Linked DNA regions of Homo sapiens: region 1 is linked to region 2. The links are chromatin contacts, found by Hi-C or POLR2A ChIA-PET in ENCODE. All regions are on one chromosome and are shown on one strand. The core of a region is the stretch at or near the end of the contact, and the rest is flanking DNA. Distances in the headings are between cores, read along the strand shown.

Region 1 (7,308 bases), core at 1,077-3,576, 130 kb after region 2:
GAAGCTGGACACAAAATAAGGCCAGGAATGGTGGCTCACACCTGTAATCCCAGCACTTTACGAGGCCAAGATGGGCAGATCACTTGAGTCCAGGAGTTTGAGGCCAGCCTAGGCAACATGACGAAATCCTGCCTCTACAAAAAATACAAAAATTAGCCAGGAGTTAATTTAGAGGGGTCATGTGACTATAGTCCCAGCTACTCAGGAGGCTGAGACGGGAGGATCACTTGAGCCTGGGAGGTGGAGGTTACAGTGAGCCGAGATTGGGCCACGGCACTCCAGCCTGGGCAACAGAGTGAGACCCCCATCTAACTGGTGGGGCGGGGGAGGCCACATAGCCTGTGATTCCATTTGTATGAAATGTCTAGAATAGGTAAATCCATGGAGACAGAAAGTAGACTATAAGTTACCAGGGCTGGGCGACGAGGGGAGTGGGCGTTATTGTTCAGTGGGTATGGAGTTTCTATTTGGGGTGATAAAAAAGTTTTGGAGGCTGGACACAGTGGCTCATGCCTGTAATCCCAACACGTTGGGAGGCCGAGGCGGGTGGATCACTTGAGGTCAGGAGTTCCAGACGAGCCTGGCCAACATGGTGAAACCCCGTGTCTACTCATGGTGGTGGGCGCCTATAATCCCAGCTACTCAGGAGGCTGAGGCAGGAGAATCGCTTGAACCCCAGAGGTGGAAGTTGCAGTGAGCCAAGATTGTGCCACTGCACTCCAGCCCCGGTGACAAAGTGAGACTCCGTCTCAAAAAAAAAAAAAAAAAGGAGGTGGTGCCTCTGGCTGCCAGGAGAGCCTGGACATCGGAGGCAAAGGGGCCAGAGGGCACTTGGGGAGTGGCCAGGGCCCAGGACTAGAGGGGCAGATGCTGAAGACAGATGTGTGGACCAACACTGGGGTGTTCTGGAAGTATACACAGCCCAAAGACTTACTCTTGAACTGGATTTAGGGGTGAGAGAAAGAGGAGTCAAGGCTTTCAGCTCCTGGGGTTCTGGCTGGAGGGCCTGGAAGGATGGTGGCACCGTGCACTGATGTAGGGGCTTGTATTGGTCTGGTTGGGCTGAAGATGCCTTGGAGTTCCTGGTGGAAGTATACATGGCTCAGCGGGGGCTCCACTCTGGAGTCTCAGCATTCTAGGGTGCAGCCTGGGAGGAAGAGAGGGACTGCCTCTTCCGTGGGTGTCTTTGTGCCCTGACTGGCGCCAGGCTGTGCATGGCACCCTCTGATGGGGCCTGTGTTGGCCCAGCGTGTACGTGCACTGCTCTCCTTACCAGAACCCTGCAGAATAGCAGCGCAGAGGGAACCAGGGCCAGGGAGGTGAGGAGACCAGCTCAAGGTCACACAGGGCACGTATAAGGCAAAATTGGGATCTAGACCCATGTGGATTCGCTGCCCACACAACTTGGCATCGGGTGGCTTCCCTGCCCTTTTTTTTTTTTTTTAATTAAGAGAGGGTCTTGCTCTGTTGCCCAGACTGGAGTGCAGTGGCAGGATCATAGCTTACTGCAGCCTTGCAAACTCCTGGGCTCAAGTGATCCTCTTGCCTCAGCCTCCCAAGTAGCTGGGCACCACCACGCCAAATTAAAAAACAAAAAATTTGGCCGGGCGCTGTGGCTCACGCCTGTAATCCCAGCACTTTGAGAGGCCCAGGTGGGCTGATCACGAGGTCAAGAGATCGAGACCATCCTGGCCAACACGGTGAAACCCCGTCTCTACTAAAAATACAAAAAATAGCTGGGCGTGGTGGCGCATGCCTGTAGTCCCAGCTACTCAGGAGGCTGAGGCAGGAGGATCGCTTGAACCCAGGAGGCGGAGGTTGCAGTCAGCCGAGATCGTGCCACTGCACTCTAGCCTGGTGACAGAGTGAGACTCCGTCTCAAAAAAAAAAACAAATTTCTAGAGACATGTTGCCCAGGCTGGAGTGCAGTGGCACGATCATAGCTCACTGCAGCCTTGAACTCCTGGGCTGAAGTGATCCACCCACCTTAGCCTCCCAAAGCACTGGGATCACAGGCATGAGTCACCGTACAAATCCAGCCATTTTTACTTCCCCTAACCAGTTCCTCTGCTAGGATGCCTGTTGCAGTGTGAAAGAAAGCGCTTGGAGACCCTGGGAGGGGAGTACTCCTCAGCTTGGGGACACTGCCTCCACTGAACCTTTCTGTGGCTGGACAGTTGGAGAAATGAGGAAGTTGAAATAAGGAAGCCACTCCCCATCCCCAAAGTAACATGCTGGAAAATGATCTGAAAGTGACACCAGCCATGTCTAGTCACAGATGTGGGGGGAGATGCGGACGGGGGCTGGTGGCGGCTGGGGGAGTAACACGCTGTAAAATGATCTGAAAGTGACACCAGCCGTGTCTAGTCAGGGATGTGGGGGGAGATGCGGATGGGGGCTGGAGGTGGCTGCGGGGGATTTAGTGAAGAAGCTGGGGCAGTGGAGAGGGAGCTGGTATCAGGAGTGGGCATGAGAGGGGAAGCGGGCAGAGAGCTACAGGGCTGGAGAGGGGGTGTTCAGGGCTGTCTTGCAGATATTATCCTCCCATTTCCCATGTGAGGAGACTGAGGTCTGGACCAGGTGTCCTGCCCTGTGGGGATCTTTATTTATTGAGGGCCTGTGCCTATTTGTTTTATTTTATTTATTTATTTTTGAGACAGTCTGGCTCTGTTGCCCGGACTGGAGTGCAATGGCACAATCTAGCCTCACTGCAACCTCTACCTCTCGGGTTCAACCAATTCTTGTGCCTCAGCCTCCCGAGTAGCTGGGATTACAGGTATCTGCCACCACGCCCGGCTAATTTTTTGGTATTTTTAGTAGAGACGGGGTTTCACCATGTTGGCCAGGGTGGTCTCGAACTCCTGACCTCTGGTGATCCACCCGCCTCGGCTTCCCAAAGTGCTGGGATTACAGGCATGAGCCACTGTGCCCAGCCGTGTGCTGATTTCTAAGGGCCTCTCTCAAGAAGCTCGTGTTGATAAAAAGGTAATTTCAGGTGCTCACTTGAGAGCTGTGAATTAAAAACAGGGAAAAGATGGCGGGTGAGGGCAGCAGGCGAGGACTGTTTTGTTTGCAGGGGGCCAGGGTAGGTCACTCTGCTGCGGTGACCTTGCGGCTGAGCCCTGAACAATGAGCAGCCGCAGCCAACATGCAGGGATCCTGCTTGGGGGCTGGAACTGGAATGTTGAATGTTTCAGGAACAGGAGGGAGGACAGAATGGGGCTTGGAGAGCTTGGTGGCACCAGTTCACCCACAGCCTCTGGGCTCTAGTGAGGAAATGAGACCCCAGCAGAGACCAGGGGGTCAGTTAATGTTCGGATCAACATCATTATGTGGTCCCTTAGCTCTGAGTGAAGGGCGGATTGGGAGGCGGGCAAGGAGGCCAGGACAACATACAGGTGACATAGGATGGCGGCATGGGCCTGGGTGCTGTGCTTAGAGCCAGAAGTGGGCAGGTCGCGAGATACTTGAGAGGCAGAGCCCACAGGACTTGCTGATGGCTTCTGTGAGGGGGATGACAGGGAAGGTGAGGAATCAAGGCAGAGTCTCAGCTTTGGGATCTGAGATTCATTCAACAAATAATTCAGTGCCGCGTGCCAGGCCTATTCTAAAAGTTGAGGATATGAAGACAACAATGGTGATGGCCTCAAGCAGTAATCCCAGCACTTTGGGATGTTGAGGCAGGAGGATCTCTTGAGGCCAGAAGTTCATGTTCAGCCTGGGCAACATAGCAAGACCTCATCTTTGCAAAATAAAATAAATTAGCTGGACGTGATGGCGCATACCTGTGGTCTCAGCTACTAGGGAGGCCGAGGCGGGAGGATCGCTTGAGCCTGGGAGGTGGAGGCTGCAGTGAGCCATGATTTCACCACTGCACTCCAGCCTGAGTGACAGAGCAAGACCCTATCTCTAAAAAAAAAAAGTAAAATTTGGGGATGCGGCCACCATGAGCAAAACAGTTCAATGATCCCTGCCCCATGAAGAGGACATTCTATACACCAGGTGAATAGTTCCATCTGAGCAATGGCCTGAAGGAGCCGGCCATGTGGACAGTGGGTTGGCAGAAGCTACAGGTGGAGGAAGCGACAGGTGCAAAGGCCCTGGGGCAAGGCCTGCTGTGGTCCAGGAATAGCAGGAGTGGCTGGAGCAGACATGGGGTCAGGGAGCTAACTGGGCCAATTACAAGGGTTTTGGTTTTCAGCAGGGAAATGGTAATGGGGGCTCTGATGAGAAATTCCAGGCTGGACATAAGAGATTTGAAAGTGCTGGCTCAATGATGGTACTGAGAGCCCAGGACAGCCTGAGATGGGACAGGCTGGGATGACAGCTGGATGTGACAGAGCAGGGGTTCCCATGCTGGAGGGCCCGCCTCAGAGAATGTGTGTTTCTGGCCAGCACAGTGGCTCACGCCTGTAATCCCAGCACTTTGGGAAGCCGAGGCAGGCGGATCACGAGGTCAGGAGATCGAGACCAGCCTGGCCAACATGGTGAAACCCTGTCTCTAATAAAAACACAAAAAAATTAGCCAGGCGTGGTGGCGAGCGCCTGTAATCCCAGCTACTCTGGAGGCTGAGGCAGGAGAATCGCTTGAACCCGGGAGGCGCAGGTTGTAGGGAGACGAAATCGCGCCACTGGCACTCCAGCCTGGGCGACAGAGGGAGGCTCCGTCTCAAAAAAAAAAAAAAAAAAAAAAAAAAGCAAGGCTCGCAAAACACCGGATTCCTTCTCAGCTTTCTGAGCTGAAAAGGTATAGATCCTCAAGAAGAGAAGAGTGTATGTAAGTACTTCTCAACCAGTTTACCTCTCTGACCGCTCTTACGGTGTTTGGGGGCAAAAAACTAAGGATCTAGACTCTCTAAACCGCTCGCTGGGTCCTTCTCTCCCCACAATGCACCGGGGCCAGCAGGAAGGCCGCTCCGACCCCTAATTTTCCCGCGAATTCAGTTCAAAGAGGCGGCCGGGCCCGCGATCGGCAGCGCGCACCGGCCAACCAAGCCGCGCCTCCGCGAGAAGCGCCTCCGCGTGACTGACGGGGGAATCCGCGGGCCAACGGGCTGGGCGGCCCGGCGGTGCGCGCTCCCGCCGGCCAATCAGAGCGCCGGGCGGGGGAAGTGGGCGGAGCGAGGCCTGGGTAGGGTGAGCGGCCTCCGAAGCGGAGCGGGGCTCTGAGGAGACACTTTTTCTTCCTCCCTCCTTCCCTCCTCTCCTCCTGCCTTCCCTTCCCCTTTCCTCCCCTCTCTCCTCCTTCTCCCCTCGGTCAGCCGGAGCCTGCTGGGGCGAGCGGTTGGTATTGCAGGCGCTTACTCTCCGGGGCCGCCCGGCGAGTAGCTGGCCGGGGAAGGAGGCAGGAACCGCGATGGCGCCTCAGAAGCACGGCGGTGGGGGAGGGGGCGGCTCGGGGCCCAGCGCGGGGTCCGGGGGAGGCGGCTTCGGGGGTTCGGCGGCGACGGCTTCGAGCGGCAAATCCGGCGGCGGGGGCTGTGGAGGCGGTGGCAGTTACTCGGCCTCCTCCTCCTCCGCGGCGTTACCGGTGAAGAAGTCGAAAATGGAGCACGTCCAGGCTGACCACGAGCTTTTCCTCCAGGCCTTTGAGAGTGAGTGCGTGCGAGGCTTTGAGGGCAGGAAGACCCACTCTGCCAACACCGGGGATGGGACACTCTGCTGGGCCCCCTTCCTCCTCGGGAGTCCACTTGTGTGGTAGTGGAGGGAGGAATTGAGGGGATGTCCCCCTTTCGGAGATTACGTCTCCAGGGGATCCGGAGTCCAGGGCCTTGGGAGAGCTGGAAAAGAGGGTCCGGGCGGGTTCTTGACTCCCCCAAGATTGACGCAAGAGGCTCGGGACTGGGGCCCCACGTTCAGAGCAGGCGGCTTTTAGATGAGGAGGTAGCAGTTGAACTGAGCCGCAGTCACATCCCGAGACTGGTTCTTGTTTTCTTTCATGCCTTTCGGACTCTAGAAATACAGGGGTTTCGGTTGTAGCTTTTGAGGGGCAAAATGAAGCCTGTGAAGGGATGAGTGCAGTGGAACCGAAGAAAGTGTCCTTAGTCTGAAATGCCTTCGCGCTAACTTGGTGCTGCAGGTTCCTATGGCACCTTTGGATGCTTAAAACCCTTCAAATCTATCCACCCATTTTGTGGATATGTAAACTGAGCCAGAGAGTGGTCAAGCATCTTCTCTGGAGACGACCCCAGAATTCTGCTTTTTCTACTCGGCTTACAGGACATTTTCTTGGGTCAATTTCTGTTTCTAAGGTCTGTCTGGTAGGTGAAACTGACTTATTTGGAAAGGAGAGCAAGGTGTCTGGAAATAAACAATAGAATTTATTAAAAACATCGTGACTATGAATAATCCTGATTGTTCTTTAAGGAATGTTATATCCTGATTGGTTTCCTTTTTTGCTTTTGTGTGTTATAATTTGGGTGATCTTTAATAGCTAAGTAATCTTACAGAAACTTGAATAAACTTGGCTCTACCGCCCAGTGTCCTTATTTACAGTTTCACTGTGGCATATATTAAGGGCATGGTATCAGCTGTGCTTAGAAAGACCGTATTATGTTGTTTAATACCCTTCCTTCATTCTCTCTCATTAGTGCTTCATGAAATTCTAATTGGAACTTAATAGAAGGAGTTTCAGTTTTTATCGAAACGAATATTGACCTTGCTTCAGAGAGATTCACATTATTCACATATTTCTTAATATACTTTGAAATATCTAGAGAGGCTTTAATTGGAAATAGGATGGAGAACTGAAGGGCAGTGGTGACAATAATGATACTTGTTTGTACCCCTTCTAAAGTATCTCATCTCCCTTTAGTTAATTTAAGATAAAACTAACCAATTGAAGATTTAGGTGGAAATTTTAAAAGTTCTTTCTGAATGTTAAGAGAAGACACATTCTCCAAGAAAGTTTTAACTATTTGCGTTCTGATGAGTCGACCTCAGGGAAGTCAAGTGTCATTAAGAGCTAGATCTGGTCATAAAACAACTTGAAGTTGTTTACTGGAAAGTTTAAATACTTGAATGTAATTATTCACAGTTATTTCTATTTGGTTTATTCTGATACTGCTGTATAATGACAACGTGATACTAATAGGTCATTAATGTAACTAATATAATAGTATATGTATTTTTCATCCACTTAAGTCCTGTATAACAAATTACATTTTAACTAATTTGAAATTTAATTCAACTCATTTTAAGCGTTAGACGGTTTTGTGAATCTGTCAATTGTGTAAAAAATGTATTGAGGTAATATTTATATTGAACAAAATAGATAAAACTTTAAATTATAATTAGGAATATTTATTG
Region 2 (7,225 bases), core at 348-2,847:
TATTTTTTTTTTTTTTTTTTAGCAGAGACGGGATTTCACCAAGTTGGCCAGGCTGGTCTTGAACTCCTGACCTCAAATGATCCGCCCGCCTTGGCCTCCCAAAGTGTTGGGATTACAGGGGTGAGCCACCCTGCCCGGCCTATCTGTGGTATTTCTAGTGTGATGTCTAGAACTTCATATACTTTTTTGGATTACTTTAATTGTAAGGCTGTATCCAAACTGATGAAATGCTCTCAGAGGTAACTATCTGGAGAGGTGACTACACTGATGCATTAAAAGAAATGACTGGCATGGAATAAGGATTAAAATATATTAATCCAAAACATTTAAAATTGCATTAATAACAGCCTAAAGCAAAACTAATGAATCACATAAAAAATCTCCCACGCTGTTGTTCTTAGTAGTTTACATTGTGCTACATACTTTCGCATGCATATGCATACAACTTCTATTCTGTTTTTAAACTTTGCATTACATATACATTCTTCCATATTATATGATCTTCATAAAACTTGTCAGTTAAATGGCTGCATTAAAAAGCATGCGGTTCATGGACCATTATGCTGTTCCCTCATTCCTTTTGTTATTAATGGAATATAGCAAAGAACATCTTCCGTACTATTATTTATTTGTCAAGAATAGGGCCAGGCATGGTGGCTCAGGGAGCCGAGCCTGAGAGCACTTTGGGAGGCCGAGGCAGGCGGATCTCTTGAGGTCAGGAGTTCGTGACCAGCCTGGCAACGTGGGGAAACCTAAATGTCTCTACTAAACATGTCTCTACTAAAAATACAAAAATTAATGGGGCGTGGTGGTGCACACCTGTGGTCCCAGCTACTCCAGAGGCTCATGTGAGAGTATCACCAGAGCCCAGGAAGTTGAGGCTGCAGTGAGGCGTGGTCACACTACTGCACTCAAGCCTGGGCGACAGAGGGTGACCCTGTCAAAAAAAAAAAAAAAAATCCTAGCAGTAAAGTTACAAGGTCAAAGGATAAGGTACACATTTAAAAAGAAATTTTCTTTCTCCTCCTGAGATAACTAAATACAGCAGTGTATGAACAACCCTTCATACATTACTCTCCAAGGTTTATCTTGTTAATCCTTTCAGATGTTATCATCTCCCTATCCTTGGCTGCACCTGAAAAGAGCAGGAGCCGGCAGGTAACCCGATCGCCTCCCCCAGGTGAGTCTCCGATGGAGGTGTCAACTACAAGACCAGGAGCAGAGCAGTCCTGGGGCTTTGCTGGAACCATTGGCGTGGGAATGCTGTCTCTTCCCTCGCCCGAGAGACGCCAGATTCCCAGCGGGCAGCGGACTCGGTTCTAACCTTCCTCGCCCCAGCCTCTAGGAGCGCTCTGCACGCAGTGGGCGTCTAATAAATGCAGTCGGCCCTGCTTGGACAAAAGCTCTCCTTAAGTGGACCGGACACTATGCCCCTCCAGGTGCCAGAGTTGTCGCCCCCGCTGCCACTTTGCTCCCTGCGCGCGTTCCGCGTGAGACCCTCGGCGGCACCTCACCCACTCCCTGACGGCCGGTGCCAGCCCGGGGCACCCTGGGTACTCTGCGCGCGCCCGCTGGCCCCGCCCGGCCCCAACGGCCCCAACTCCCGTCTCCTCCCAGTCCCCCGGAGCCGACCAGTGGTGGCGGCAGCCCCAGGTCCCGGGTCCCTCAGACAAAAAGGCGGGTGGAGGAGGAGTAGCCGAGCCCAGAGTCCTGCTCCGGCGCCGCCGAGCACCGCCCGCCTCAGCCGACCAGCCCCGTCGGCTACTGGGCCTAGCCTAGAGGAGAGGAGGGAAAGGCCGCGGAGGCCGCGAGGAGACGGCTGGGGCGCCAGCGGCCGGCTGCCGCCTAGTTGTGCTGCCCGGACCAAGGAAGGAGAAGTGGGAGGAGCGGGGAGCTCAGCGGCTCAGGACGACGACGCTCGCCACATCCGGGACCCTCCGGCCGTGGCGGTCGCAGCGCCGGCAGCTCGGGCCTCAGCCCCTGCCTCTGTGGTGACTCCGCCGCGCTTCGACGTCGCCCCTGTCCCCGTCCCGCCCGCCGCCCCCGCCAACCCCGCCGCCGGGGACATGTCCAACCCCTGAAGCCGGAGGAACGGGCCAGTCAGACTGCGCCCGACAGGTGATGGGGAGCGGCGGCCGGGCTGGGCAGCCGCCGGGTGGGCGAGCTGGCGCGGGGTACCTGTTGACTTGGGAAGGGCCAGGATCGCGATCAATGGTGAGTTGGGGGTCGGAGGAGTAGGAAGGCCTAGTTCAGGGAGAGTAATTGGAAAGCCACTCGCTCTGGTTTGGACATTCTTTAAAAAGCCGAGGATGACTCGGGGAGGCGGGGTAGTCTTTTGTGGAGGGGAGGATACACCCGTTCGCATCGCAGCGGATTTCGGGCTGAAAAGTCTTGGTCAAGGAGCCCGACGCTGCCTCCCGGGGCTCGGGGAGCAGCAGCCCCTGGGCTACGGCCCAGGTGGGCTCGTGAAGGGGATTATTGAATCCGGTTGCAGACTGCGCGCAGTAAACACTCCTTAAAGATGGAGCGCTTAACGGGAGGGTGTACGTGTGTGTTCCCGGGTTGTTACCTTGCACACCCACTTATGCCCGCTTGCAAAACCTTTACTCCCCGCCTCTGGCCACCGTTGCCGGGGCCGCACACCTTAAACTCAGGTCTCTCTGAGGAGAGGAGACTGAGGTTGACTTTTCCCATGTGCCTGTCTGATCCGACGGCTCGGGCTCATTGTACACTGTGTTTTGGAAGTGTCTGATTGTAGGGTGGCATGTTTGGGGTTGTACCTTGTAGGCCGCAGAACTTGTGTCACTTCTAACTCCAGACCTGCTTTAAAAACACACTTTTGGAGGCGGGTAGGGGGTACTTTTCTAACTATGTGCTCATACAAACTTTAGAGCAAACTTTCTCTTACTCTCCCCACCCTCCCCCTTCCTTTTTCTAAATGGAAAATAATGTCCGGAGGGGTTGCTAGATAGAAGACTACACTTACAAAGTGTTTATGATTCCAGGCGCATGAAATCTTTAACATTACAGGTACATTTTTGCTTACAGTGCCATTTTTGGTATTCTTACATGGACATGTCACCCCCATTTTAGGAAAACTTGTATTTGGTTTGAAAAGGAATTGAAATCACGACGTTATCCTACCTTCACCATTTACCCCTGATAAATTGTCCACGTTTATATTCCGATGAGTGGTGAGAAAGATAATTTTCCGTAGAGGATTTGTGTGTGCGTGCACGTGTACGAATAAACTGTAATTATGTTTGTCCACACTAGACTTTGAGATTTATTTGAGCTAATTTTGTGGTTGAATGCCTGTGTGTCACATCCCAGTACAGCTAGATGAAAACTTGCAGTGAATTTGGTATTTGAGAATTTATCTCGAATGTCTGTTGGCTGCAATTTAAATAATATACGACCTTCATGACAGTTTTGCTTTCCCTAGGGAAAAATGCAGGGAATCATTAACTGAGTGGTTCTTAATGGAAAACCTGGATTGGAGGATACTTGTATTTCCCCCTACTCCCCCCCATTCAATGTCCTTATATTGGGAGAAGTCAATGGAAACCTTTTTAGGGGATCTTTGTTGCTTTAGAGTTTATCTGTTGCTATCTGGAATCAGTGATCATCGAAAGAACATGCGATCCCAGGTGTGCAGAAAGCATCAGAAATAAGCTGTTTCCATTTACTTCCCTCAAGGCTACATAGAGAAAATGAGGGAAAAAATAGGGATTTTGATTTTCTGCAGATAAAATGAGTTGAGGTTTTTAGTATGACTCAGTAGATCTTAAAGTGTTTATCTGTGGTTTCTGTACTGCCTATGATACATTATAAAAATTTATAAGTAAAGTTTGTTAAGAGGAAAGATTATGCTTATATTTTAGGGGAAGAGGGAATATTGAACTACATTTATAGAGTGATTTTGTTTCAGGTTTTTCTGAGGATTTTTTAAATACCCTGTGTCCACTTAATAGGAAAAACAGTTTGAGGTACTCTGAGTTTCTTACAACTATTTGTCTCTGAATAGTTTTCTCTTAAAATTTGACAAATGTTAAAAACATTGTCCTTCCTCCTTTGGTTATAGTGGAGTCTTCTGTTTTGCCAGGAAAGCGAACATTTTTTTTTTCATTTTTGTTCATCATTTACAAATTAGATGGGATATATTTTAGCAAATAGATCTCAAGAGCTGGATTTAATTAGCAGCTTTTTAGGACATAAACATTAAAGGGTTAGATGGAAAAGATTGTTTTGACTGACAGGATAAATGACAGGGCTGTGTTTGATGTGCGTCCAGGAATTGGTCTGGAGCTGGTGCCCAACTTCTCAGTCCATCTTGAGAAGCCAAATAAAATACTTAACCTAGGCCTCATTTTGTTTAAAAAAAAAAAAAAAAGTTGATTCTTTGTTAAGACCTTAAGAAATGTTTGGCATACCTTTAGACTAAGTGTTTAACAGTTCATTTAGACCTGGGTTCCCTAATAGAGGAAAAAAAATCACTTAAAAAAAGACAGATCCCACAGTGAATTTATATTTGGTTTACAATACACTTGGGCTGTAAGATGTTTTAAAATTATTGTTCTTTGCTTTAAGTTAATACCATATTAGTATTTTAAATTTATAGAGTACCTTTGATTTCAATATGCTGTATAAATTTTAGTTACTTGGTAATAACCTTATTGCGGAATTGCCTTTTTACTGAAAGGTATAAACATTTCTTGCATGGTGACACACACACACACACACACACACACACACACACACTCACACACTCACACACTCATACACTGTCTTTCTGAAATATTTGAACCGTGAGAGCTCTGCCCACAATTGATATTAGACCTTTCCACATATTATTCTTAAAACCACAGTCAGTGAATTGTTTGGTATTTGTCAATGCTAAGAAGGTGGGACTAATTTAATAATTTGATCCCAAATTTTAGATTCCTCAGGCAATTGGGGGTTAGAATCCAATTTCATCCATCAAGCTACTTCTGTTCTTTGTGACACATTAACATATGATCATTAAAATGGGCTGTATGGTAACACTATCAACTTCAACTAATATTTCTAGAACAAATTGATTATAAAATGTATAATTTCTATACCATTATACCTATATGACTGTCAGATACAGGCTTTTCTTACAATGGTTTGGATAGAAAAATATTCTTTACAGTAAAAACTTTAGGATAATTTTCAGACCATTATTGTTTTTGAAAACCAAAGGCTGCAAAAAGCAGTTTAATGTAATTTCTAATATTTTAAATTCTTAGGTATGGAGAAGTAGAATAAGATTACTCCTTCAGAACATTTATTTCAGATCTTTTTATAAATTTAATGTTTTTGTATGCTGCTTCTCATATTATTAATTTCAAAGCCCTTGGCAGTAAGGAGGTTAACCTTGTCTATAATGTAAGGAAATTTAACTTTAAAAATTTCCCTTTATATATGCTAGCGTCTTAATCTTGTTTCACTACATATTTTATTAATTCAAGGCCTTGAAAATTATGGCTTTATTCTATTACACAGGTTTTTAAGTATGCCTATACACCATAATGACGTTATTTATTTATTTATTTATTTGAGATGGAGTTTCGCTCTTGGCTGGAGTGCAGTGGCGCGATCTCAGCTCACTGCAACCTGGGCCTCCCGGGTTCAAGCGATTCTCCTGCCTCAGCCTCCCGAGTTGCTGGGACTACAGGCGCATGGCGCCACGCCTGGCTAATTTTTTGTATTTTTAGTAGAGATGGGGTTTCACCGTGTTAGCCAGGATGGTCTCTATCTCCTGACCTCGTGATCCGCCAGCCTCTGCCTCCCAAAATGCTGGGATTACAGGCGTGAGCCACCACGCCCAGCCAAGAAATTTTTTAAATGCAAAGTTCTCTAGCCACTTTGTATTTACCACTACATGTCTCACTAACTTCAGGAAACCTGATAGCTTTTGACCACATTAGAGTAACTTGGCTCTCAAGTTAACTTTTTGTAGAATAGTATAATCAGGTTAAGTTGAAACCTATCTTTCTTTAGTCTTCCAATATAATTATAGGACACTTTTTGGTTAAACCATTGTTCCATGTTTACATTATTATGATTATGTAAATATCCATAGTTGGGTCACATGGGTACAAGAATTATATTTTCTTTCTTGACAGCTTTTGTTTTTTCTGAAATTAGTAGCTACTTTTCCCTTTTGTTTAGTTTTCTATTCCTCTCCTAGCTAGAAATGAGAAATTACATGTCATAATCCTCAAACTCTCCTACAGAACTGAAGATCTTTTCTCCATATATTCAGTTCTGTCAGTATTCCTTTGGCTTTGTTTCTTCTTGGAGATACCCCTCCTGGGGGTCTGTGTTCTCTTTCTTCAGCCTGGCATAATGGTTCTCTAAGACCTGCTGGGCAGTTGTCCTGGGACTTGCCTGTATTGTTATGTTGGCAATTTCCTTTGTCTCTTCTAGATTTAGTGACTTCCTATTTTTTGTTTACTCTCCTGATTTGGTGAACTCTATCTTCTGTTGTCATTTTGAGAAATAATACAAAGATGGGAAGAAAGTTTAGATCTTATCAGAAAATATATTTTGATTTCTTATCTGTTGGTATGGTTCGAGTACAGGCTTCTAGATGAAATAGGACTTTATCTCCAAATGTTGAATACATTGGTCCATTATCTTCTAGATTTAGATCCGAACTGTTGAGTAGAAATATAATGTAAGCCACAAATGGGAGCTCATCTGTAATTTTAAATTTCCTAGTATCCACATTAAGATAAGTAAAAAGAAACAGATGACGTTAAGCATAATAAACTGGGCATGGTGGCTTGCACTTGTAATCCAGCTACTCGGGAGGCTGAGGTGAGAGGATAACTTGAGGCCGGCAGTTTGTGACCACACTGGGCAACATAGCGAGACCCATAATATAATATATTATGCATAATAAGCATAATTTATTATGCTTAAAATGAAGCATAATATATTTTATTTAATTCAATATATCAAAAATATTTTCTACATGGCAGTATAAAAATATTGAGCTACTTACATATTTATGTATATATACATATTTACTATGTCTTTGAAAAATCAGTGGTTTTCTCATTTTATGTTAAGAAAAATCAGTGGTTTCTTTTGCAGCTTGCCTCAATGTGGACTGGCCACATTTGAAGTACTCAAAGGTCCCATGTGGTTGGTGGATACCATTTTGGACAGTGTAGGTTCAGAGTATTGCTGA

The links. A loop is a pair of places that touch in the nucleus more often than their neighbours do. ChIA-PET counts read pairs that join two places held with the same protein, here RNA polymerase II (POLR2A). Pooled maps may share reads with other maps.
Region 1: a map with no recorded cell type shows a loop between it and region 2 (8-fold over the local background). The contact joins two enhancer-like sites. A Hi-C loop is called at or near these places in 4 of 168 maps with a recorded cell type or tissue (GM12878, chondrocyte, endothelial cell of umbilical vein and 1 more), 10 of 37 single-sample maps with no recorded cell type and 17 of 50 pooled maps. POLR2A ChIA-PET finds 5 or more read pairs at or near these places in 5 of 52 experiments (A549, AG04449, SK-N-SH and 2 more).

The regions. Positions count from the first base shown.
Region 1 is chr17:30,726,530-30,733,837 of GRCh38, forward strand. It overlaps the pseudogene SUZ12P1. Among named protein-coding and RNA genes, the nearest start is that of CRLF3, 95 kb to the right of the region's middle. RefSeq lists an enhancer at 5,070-5,690 and a silencer at 5,388-5,457. Within about 2 kb of position 2,327, at least 5 of the 41 ENCODE cell types and tissues checked have a DNase peak (open chromatin) inside an H3K27ac peak, as active enhancers do; they include GM12878, where a contact is called at or near this core.
Region 2 is chr17:30,598,799-30,606,023 of GRCh38, forward strand. It overlaps the pseudogene SMURF2P1-LRRC37BP1 and the pseudogene SMURF2P1. Among named protein-coding and RNA genes, the nearest start is that of GOSR1, 130 kb to the left of the region's middle. RefSeq lists a silencer at 1,484-1,963. Within about 2 kb of position 1,598, at least 40 of the 41 ENCODE cell types and tissues checked have a DNase peak (open chromatin) inside an H3K27ac peak, as active enhancers do; they include GM12878, where a contact is called at or near this core.